Regions from separate parts of the Homo sapiens genome. Here region 2 is linked to region 1. Evidence: read pairs that join two places in POLR2A ChIA-PET (ENCODE). Cell type or tissue: OCI-LY7. All regions are shown on one strand. Links, peaks and the distances in the headings refer to the core of each region. The heading gives the core; the rest is flanking DNA.

The links. ChIA-PET counts read pairs that join two places held together with the same protein. Peaks named below come from ENCODE experiments on the same cell type or tissue, not always from the same donor. Only the 100,000 strongest peaks of a DNase experiment are listed, where the experiment ranks them.
Region 2: POLR2A ChIA-PET joins it to region 1 with 5 read pairs; 1 of 35 experiments calls an interaction of 5 or more read pairs at or near these places.

What each region holds. Positions count from the first base shown.
Region 1 is chr17:78,570,311-78,574,310 of GRCh38, forward strand. It overlaps DNAH17 (dynein axonemal heavy chain 17), which reads right to left. Exons shown (of 81, transcript NM_173628.4): 3 at 2,391-2,584; 4 at 1,280-1,472; 5 at 969-1,068; 6 at 638-723; 7 at 1-62. Among named protein-coding and RNA genes, the nearest start is that of DNAH17, 5.1 kb to the right of the region's middle. In OCI-LY7, for the core only: a CTCF peak has its summit at 3,879 (motif pointing left); DNase peaks (open chromatin) are centred at 2,331, 2,461 and 3,861; H3K27ac peaks cover 436 bases.
Region 2 is chr17:79,709,612-79,715,158 of GRCh38, forward strand. LINC02078 (long intergenic non-protein coding RNA 2078) reads left to right here. Exons shown (of 2, transcript NR_109783.1): 2 at 1-2,706. It also overlaps the pseudogene LOC124904133. Among named protein-coding and RNA genes, the nearest start is that of LINC02078, 5.1 kb to the left of the region's middle. RefSeq lists an enhancer at 1,528-2,077. In OCI-LY7, for the core only: no CTCF peak of the experiment used is centred there; a DNase peak (open chromatin) is centred at 2,930; H3K27ac peaks cover 1,206 bases.

The DNA of each region.
Region 1 (4,000 bases), core at 1-4,000:
TACTCAGAGGTGGCCCAGATGAAGCAGATGGTGTCCAGCACCTTGGCAATGAAGGTGGGGAGCTGGGGGGAGACAGGCCCAGGCACACTGGAGGGGACTGGCCGCTGCACCTTATCCCGGTGTCCCAGCCCTTCCCTTCCCATGGCTCTCACTGGGTATCCAGCAGAGGGTTCCCAAAGAGGAGGGGAGAGGCAACTCCCTAGGCCCACACATCTGATGGCAGCCAAGAAACCCACGGCCCCACATGCCTTGAAGAAACAAGACCCAGGCCGGGCGTGGTGGCTCACGCCTGTAATCCCAGCACTTTGGGAGGCCGAGGTGGGCGGATCATGAGGTCAGGAGATCGAGACCATCCTGGCCAACATAATGAAACCCCATCTCTACTAAAAATACAAAAATTAGCTGGGCATGGTGGCACATGCCTGTAATCCCAGCTACTCGGGAGGCAGAGGCAGGAGAATCCCTTGAACCAGGGAGTTGGAGGTTGCAGTGAGCCGAGATCGCGCCACAGCACTCTAGCCTGGTGACAGAGCGAGACTCCCTCTCAAAAAAAAAAAAAAAAAAAAAAGAAAAAAGAAAAGAAAAGAAAAGAAACAAGACCCTCCCCACCAAAGCCGGCTCTCCCTTGCCTGCGCACCATCGTGAAGTCGGCTTGTTCCATCTCCTCCAGCAGGATCCGTAGGGGCTTCAAATAGAGCACGATGTCGTTGGCTTCCTTCAGCCCTGCACGGAACAAGAACAAGTGCCCACCGGTAAGAGAGCAGAAATTGCTCAGAAACGATGAGGGTGCGGCTCCATGTGCTGAGACCTGCTCCTTCAGGAAATGGGGCCTTTCTCAAGTGGAGGGGGCTGAGAAAGCTGCTCGCAGAGGGAGGCCAACATCCTAGGGTTGGTGACAAGTCTGACCCAGCCCTCCCAGGAGGCACAAACAGCTTCGTGCAGAACTCATGACAGGGTCACAGGCTCACCTTCAGTGACGTTGGTGTAAACGTTTTGCAGGGCTGGCCAGTAGCAGCTTTTGGCTTTCTCTAGGATCTCAACAATCTTGTTCACTTTGGGTCTGTTTAGCTGAGAAGGGGAGTGAAGATCCACCTTTCATTGACCTGGAAGACCCTAAGGCGAGGCCAACCTGACCTTGTGGCTGGCTGGAGCTGCAGAATTTACGCAGGTCATCAGAGCCCTCAGGACTCCTGGGAGGTTGGCACTGGGAGGCGGAGAGCTCGGCCCGGTCGCCCAGCTGGGACGAGGCTGCAGCCCCACAGGAGAGAGGAGGCCGTACCTGTTCATGGATGCACTTGAGGTTCAGCAGCCGAGTGTCCCAGAACTCGAACTCCACTTGGGGCAGGGGGTGCAGCCCATCCAGCAGCGCCTGGGCTGAGTCTTTGCTCAGCACATCCCGGATCTGGTGGGACCAGTCGATGATGGTGGTTTCAATGGCGTGCAGGAGCAAGTTGTCCAGTGAAGAGGGGATCCTGCCCAGTGGAAGGTTGGGGCATTGCTCTCATGGCGACACACACGTGGGTCCCACCAAGCTCTCCCATGAATCCTTCTGCCCACCAATCCCAAACCACCAGCAGCAGCACCGTCTGGTCTCATGTCCCTGGTGCCTCCAGCCACCTCGGGGACGCTAAAGAAGTTCCCAAGACTCCCAGCTAGGAAGAGAGCCCAGGGAAATAATGGGCGTGGTCAGAGATACCAGGGCCTGGAGGCGCTCACCTCCAAGGAAGCGGGAGAGAATTAAGTAAACCCTATTTAAACCCTATTCAAGATGGCTCCCCTGGTGTCACCACCGGACATGGTGCTTGGGGCTTTGTGAATGATCAGTGGAGGACTTGCCCACGTGAGGCAAAATACGGAACTAATTGTCACGGGGGTCTCACATATCAGGGCGGTTGCAAATTGTGGCAAGGCAGGTGCGAGGGGACACCTTGGAGTCCCTTGGGCTTCCCAGGGCCTCTGGGGGCACCGCAGCCTCTACACAGACTTGCATGTACCTGCTGAGAGTCCCTCCCACTCCCACTCACTGACCCTGTCCCACATCTTAAAGCTGTGCCTCCTGTTTCCTGGCCATGCTGACAGGTGGGACACCTTCTGCTTGCTGGGTGGTGACTGGATCGGCACACATGTGTGACCCAGCGGGGGGTGTGGGGTGCAGGTGCCAGAGCCCCAGGGGCTGCAGAGCCTGCTCCCTCCCTGCCCTGGTTTCAACTTCCTCAGTCTCAGCACCACCTAACGCACCACCTTGCCCTGCATTTCCCCGGCTTTAACATGTGAAGCCACTCTGCAGGGAAACAACGGGTCGGAGTGGGGTGGAGTGGGGTGGGGGGTGGGGGTCAAGCATGTGCCTCTTCCCCACCCAGCGGCAGCCGGAAGCAGCTGGGCCCACACACCTCTCCATGGACTCCAGCGTGCCATCCAGGCTGCCCAGGTGCTCCGGAATAGGCAGCAAGGTTTTGCCTTTGATCTTGCCACTCATCACAAACATTTCATTCTTCAGCCTGTGGACCTGCTTCACGATGTCTTCCGAGACCACCTGGGGCCATCCAGCCATGTTCTCACTTTGGTTTAACAGAGAAGAGAGGACCTAAAAGGAAACACTTCTGTGGTTCCGCCCCCTGTGCCTTCACCAGCTCGGCAACCGCACAGAGCCAGGTCCCCGGGGGGTTCCAAAGACCCGGTGTCTGGAGCCCTGGGAAAACTGGGTCCCGCACAGAGCCAGGTCCCCAGGGGGATTCCAAAGACCTGGTGTCTGGAGCCCTGGGAAAACTGGATCCTTCTTCCAGAAGGAGGTGTGGCCGGTCATGGAGTTTATACCAGCTGCCCTGTCCTGGTGGTACCAAAGCCATCCCCAAGCTCTTGCACCCATAGCACACACTCCTTGCTAAAAGCCTAGGAGGACTGTGATGGGTCAAACTGTGTCCCCCAAATCCATCTGCTGAAGCCCTAACTCCCAGCACCTTAGAATGTGACTATTTGGAGATAGGGTCTTTAAAGAGGTGAGTAAGGGCTGGGGGCGGTAGCTCATACCTGTAAATCCTAGGACTTAGGGAGGCCGAGGCAGGTACATCACCTGAGGTCAAGAGTTTGAGACCAGCCTGGCCAACATGGTGAAACCTCGTCTCTACTGAAAATATAAAAATTAGCCAGGCATGGTGGCACCTGCCTATAATCCCAGCTATTTGGGAGGCTGAGGCAAGAGAATCATTTGAACCTGGGAGGTGGAGGTTGCAGTGAGCTGAGATCACACCATTGCCCTCCAGACTGGACAACAGAGCAAAAATACTGTCAAAAAAAAAAAAAAAGAGGTGAGTAATTAAAATCAGATTACTAGGGTGGGCCCTAGTCTGACAGGTGTCCTTACGAGGAGGGGAGATTAGACATGCACAGAAGGCCGACCACATGAGGACCCAGGGAGAAGATGTCCATCTGCAAGTCAAGGAGAGAGGCCTTGGGGAAAACCAACCCCGCCGACACCTTCAACTTCAACCTCTAGCCTCCAGGACTGTGAGAAAATGTCTGGTGTACAAGCGAAGCACACAGGCCCCTGTACTGCAGATGAGAAGAGTGATGACCAGGAAGGATAAGGCACCCCCATTCTGGAGGTCCGAATCCCCAAAGTGTGTCCCCCCCACCTACACAGCACCTGCCAAGGGGGACAGCAGAGGGACACATAAAATGACACTCCATTTTTTCCCCTTTCTTAAGTCAAAGTCTCAAAATTGGAGAAACCTATCTGCCAGTACTCAGTCCCCACCTTCCCAGGCCATGGGCAGCAACCGTACCCGGCACAGCATGGCAGTCTCAATGCTGTCCAGAGAGAACAAGGGGATGCTCGGGGCTTCTCAGACTTCAAGGGCACGAGCACCACCTGGAGGTCTTGTTAGACAGCAGGTCTGTGGCCGGGCATGATGGCTCACGCCTATAATCCCAACAGTTTGGGAGGTTGAGGCAGGAGGATCGCTTGAGCCCAGGAGTCTTGAGACCAGCCTGGGCAACAGGC
Region 2 (5,547 bases), core at 756-4,755, 1.1 Mb after region 1:
ATTCACCCACCAGCCCCTCCGTCCCTGACGCTGGCACCCTGGCATTCACCCACCAGCCCCTCCCCTCCCTAATGCTGGCACCCTGGCATTCACCCACCAGCCCCTCCCCTCCCTGATGCTGGCACCCTGGCATTCACCCACAAGCCCCTCCGTCCCTGACGCTGGCACCCTGGCATTCACCCACCAGCCCCTCCCCTCCCTGATGCTGGCACCCTGGCATTCACTCACCAGCCCCTCCCCTCCCTGACACTGGCACCCTGGCATTCACCCACCAGCCCCTCCGTCCCTGACGCTGGCACCCTGGCATTCACCCACCAGCCCCTCCCCTCCCTGATGCTGGCACCCTGGCATTCACCCACCAGCCCCTCCCCTCCCTGATGCTGGCACCCTGGCATTCACCCACCAGCCCCTCCCCTCCCTGACACTGGCACCCTGACATTCACCCACCAGCCCCTCCCCTCCCTGATGCTGGCACCCTGGCATTCACCCACCAGCCCCTCCCCTCCCTGACGCTGGCACCCTGGCATTCACCCACCAGCCCCTCCGTCCCTGACACTGGCACCCTGGCATTCACCCACCAGCCCCTCCCCTCCCTGATGCTGGCACCCTGGCATTCACCCACCAGCCCCTCCGTCCCTGACACTGGCACCCTAGCATTCACCCACCAGCCCCTCCCCTCCCTGACACTGGCACCCTGGCATTCACCCACTGTCTGGGGCAACTACCCTTTCCTCCCACCACTGATGGGACGGCACCCTGGCACCCTGGCCTACCAGTTTTGAGGGGAAAAAAATTAGAAATCTTTGGCCAAAGAGGGGACAAATTGAGCCTAAAATCAAGCCTTGGTGTCTCACTTTTTAAATCTACTTTTACCTTTTGTGTATTGGTTGTGTGATTTTTTGTGTACTCATTGTGTATGATTGCTGAATACACAATGAATACACAAAAGCTATAAATAGATTTAAAGAGAGAAAGCAAACCAAAACCCATCGGTAATCCACTGGAAAAACAAGCCTCCAACTCTATTCAGAACATTGTCAATTAAAAGAAAAGAATTAAGAATTTCCCTTTTAAACTATATTTCAGGATAACTCAATAACTCTAGTGGACAACAGCAAGTATTTTTGGTTTTTGTTTGTTTGGTTTCTTTTTTTTGAGATGGAGTCTTGCTCTATTGCCCAGGCTGGAGTGCAATGGCACAACCTCGGCTCACTGCAGCCTCTGTCTCCTGGGTTCAAGTGATTCTCCTGCCTCAGACTCCTGAGTAGCTGGGATTACAGGCGCCCGCAACCAGGCCCTGCTAATTTTTTGTATTTTTAGTAGAGTTGGGGTTTCACCATGTTGGCCAGGCTGGTCTCAAACTCCCGACCTCAGGTGATCCACCCACCTCGGCCTCTCAAAGTGCTGGGATTACAGGTGTGAGCCACCACACCCAGCCTGTTTGGTTGTTTTATTTAAGAGACAGGGTCTCGCTCCATCGCCCAGGCTGAAGTGCAGTGGTGTAATCACAGCTCACTGCAGCCTTAACCTCTTGGGCTCAAAGGATCCTTCTGCCTCAGCCCCCGAGTAGCTGAGACTACGGGCGCGCACCACCACACCTGGCTAATGTTTTATTTTTTTGTAGAGATGGGGTCTTGCCATGTTGCCCAGGCTGGATTCAAGCTCCTGGCCTCTCTCACCTTGGCCCACAAAAGCTCTGGGATTACAAGCGTGAGCCACCGTGCCCAGCCTTTTTTGTCGTTGTTGTTTTTAACAGAACAATTTCAGCTACTCATTGTGAAGGAGATGAGATCATGAGAGAAACCATGATTTTGCCACCTCTCATGACATAAGTATTTCTCGCAAGGGTCATGGATGAGATCAGTAATGACAAAACTAGGGCATCACAGGGTGGATCCGGGCTATGACCACCTGGACCCACGGGGCACACTTAGCATCACAGGGTGGGCCCAGGCTGTGGCCACCTGGACCCACGGGGCACACTTAGCATCTCAGGGTGGGCCCGGGCGATGGCCACCTGGACCCACGGGGCACACTTAGCATCAGAGGGTGGGTCCGGGCGATGGCCACCTGGACCCACAGGGCACACTTAGCATTACAGGTGCTTCCATGTGGCTCTCACAGCTCTGCCCACGAAGGCTTCTGGCAAAGAAAGATGAGCCTGAATCTAAGGGCGTTTCTGCGGCACAGCTTCCATTTGCAGGAGACACGGGGCGAGGCGACACCACAGAGAGGCAAACAGCAGCGCGATAGGCCACACATTTGCAGGACAGCTGATCTGGTTTCTGCAACAAATCACAAGTGGTGGGAGGAGCAATGGGGGTCGGGGGCGGCGCCTGATCTAGAGTAAGAGAGGTTCAAGAGGCGCCACCACAAAACTTAAACTTTGGGCCTTGTTAGGAACCTGTGTGTTCCATCTGATGGACGTAAGCAAACAATCAGGGGAATGTGATTCTGGATGGGGCCTGAGCGGGTGCCAAGGAATGACTGTTAATTTGAACATTGCCCTAAGGGAACCGCAAGTGTGTTCCAGAGTTTCCCGTACTTGGCGCCTTGCAACCTGAAGTTCATAGGAAGAAAATTTCAGAACGTTTTTGCTACAGGATGGAAAGTGCTTCAGCCACAGGGGAAAAGCAAAGAGAAAGACAACAGCAATGCATGAAACAAGTGTGGCGATTATCGATAAAGTATGTGTGGTGATCACTGATCACGTGTGTGAGTTTATTTGAAAACTTACATTAAAAAATTTTGAGGCCAGACACGGTGGCTCACGCCTGTAATCCCAGCACTTTGGGAGGCCGAGGTGAGCAGATCACCTGAGATCAGGAGTTCAAGATCAGCCTGGCCAACATGGTAAAACCACATCTCTACTAAAAATAAAAATAAATGCAAAATAAGCCGGATGTGGTGGCAGGTGCCTATAATCCCGGCTACTCAGGAGGCTGAAGCAGGAGAATTGCTTGAACCCGGAAGGCGGAGGTTGCAGTGAATCAAGACCGTGCCATTGCACTCCAGCCTGGGCAACAAGAGTGAAACTGTGACTCAAAAAAAAAAAAAATTTTTTTTTTGAAAAGAGACTAGGCATGGTGGCTCATGCCTGTAATCCCAGCACTTTGGGATATCAAGGCAGGAGGATTGCTTGAGGCCAGGAGATCGAGACCAGCCTGGGCAACATGGTGAGACCCTCGTCTCTTAAAAAAAAAAAAAAAATTTGCCTCCCAAGACACATGCCTGTAGTCCCAGCTACTTGGGAGACCTAGGAGAGAGGATTGCCTGAGGCTGGGAAGTTGAGGCTGCAGTGAGCTATGATCAAGCCACTGCACTCCAGCCTGGGTGACAGAGCAAGACTCTGTCTCAAAAAATAAACAAAAATGAAGAAAGACATAACCTTTCTCTTACAGACATGATCAGGCATCATGGAAATCTTATTGCAGAAGTTGCTTGCCCTTCACCCCTGAGCCTCACCTCTCTGTTTCAGGGGATCCGAGTTTAGGGAAGGAAAGTCGAGGGGGCCATTGCTTCTCCCTTGTGGCTGCTGCGCCCACAGCCATGGGCCCCTCACGCTGGGGCTGGGTGCCTGAGCAGAGTCCCTGTGCAGCCCCCACCAAGCTCCAGCATCCTGGACACCTCACGCCAGCCCTCCTGGACTTTGTGCTGGGGATGAGGTCAATATGACAGCCCCCCTGAGGTCTGGTCGCTCCCACACACCCTCCACAGTGGGCAGAATGGTGCCCCCCAAAAGGCCCACATCCTAATCCCGGGACTGTGAATGGGTGACTTTTCATGGCAAAAGGGACATTGCCAGTGTGACCGAGGGTCCTGCGATGGGAGACTCCCCAGGATCATGCAGGTGAACCCAATGGCATTACAAGGGCCCCTGTGAGAGAGAGGCGGGGGTCAGAGCAGACGTGGCTCGAAAGCAGAGGGTGTGGTGACGCCCCAGCCTGGGACTGAGGCCCAGAACGCGGTGGCCTTCAGAAGCCGGGAAAGGCCAGGAGACGGATCTGCCCCCAGCCTCCAGAAGAAGCCAGCCCTGCTGACACCCTGGCTTTAGCCCAGCGCGGCCCCATGGGACTTCTGACCCCCAGAACTCTAAAATAATAAATTGGCATTGTTTTGATCCTTCTGTGGCTGATATGTGTGATGAGGGGGTTTTCACACTCTTGCGTGGGACGTGAAACGTCTTTAGAACAGTGGCACGTTACCTGTCTTACATGGGGAAAAAAGAGGAAAAATAAATACATTTGCATTGTTTTAAACCGCTAAGTTTGTGGTCACGTGTAACAGCAGAAACAGCAAACGGATGTGCCCTCCGAGGCTCCCCTACATGCCTGCGAAGCTCGGGGACGCTGGGGAGGGTCACCTTGGCCATCTGGGAGCAGGTGGTACATCAGGACCCTCCCTCCCTCATCACCACCCTTCCTCCCCCTTCGCCATCCTCAATGGCACGGGAGCCAACCCACAGTGAAGCGGCCGGACAGGCAGGCTGTGCTAATTCTCTGCAAGGCAGAGCTGTTCCTCCAGCCTCAGAATGCAGCCAGCCCCTGCACGGCAGCCTCAAGGGGACAGGACCCCCGTGCTCTCTCCTCTCCTCTTTCCCCTGGCCCCGGCCCTGCCTCTCTGCTCCCTGCCCCCCAGCCCCACTGCCTTGGGCCTCCCTTGAGCTCCCAGGACAGGTCAGCAAATTGCTATGTGTGCATATTTTCTAGGGAGAGTCCACAACCATGGTCAGAGTCCCCGAGTCCAAAAAGAGACAGAGACATGGCCTCAAGTGGCTCCTTGGGCCCCAGGTTCTGAGCTGGAATTGGATTCCCTGAGCCAGCTCTTAGTCCACGGTGACAGGCATCTGCTGATGTAGCCTCCTCTTATCTTCCCCAGAAACCAGATTAGACGCGGCCAGCAAAAAGAATATTCTCAGCTGGCAAAACGCTTTCACCGGCCACCAAAGGCCCCCCGTCCCTCCAGCCCATGGAGGGCACGGTGCTCTCTCATCCAGATGGGCTCCGGGCCCTGTGCCCCACATCCCGGGAGTGAGCCTAGGCCCTGCGCTGCGTTCATCGTTTGGGAGCGTTGTGGGGTGTAGGTTTCCACCCACATCCAGACCCTTGAGTCCTCAGGAGCAAGGACTGGCCTCTCTGGTTTCCCTTCAGCAGGTGCTGAATCAATGCCCGGGAACCGAGGCGACCCATGAGGTGACAGAGGCTGAGCTGGAGAAGGCTCACCTGAGACCTGCACAGATTCAGGCGTTATCGCCGCCAAGGCCCAGCAAAGGAAGCGAGGCTGCCGTGGACACAACTCATGGCTCAAACTGGGGCGGCCCGAATGTTCCTTCGTGGGGCTCCGGGGCTGGTAGAGGGGGGTCTATGCTCTTCCCCCTGATCTTTTGGCAGGTCCTGGCTCACCGGGGCTCAGCCCCACCCTCCAACGCACCAGGTGTCACAGGGCACCTGCTCAGTGGAGCCTGTTGCTGTCCAGAGACTGAAGGTGGTGATGATGAGGCCAACACCGATGGCCTTGGGACCAACATCAAGGTGTTTTCCTACCCAA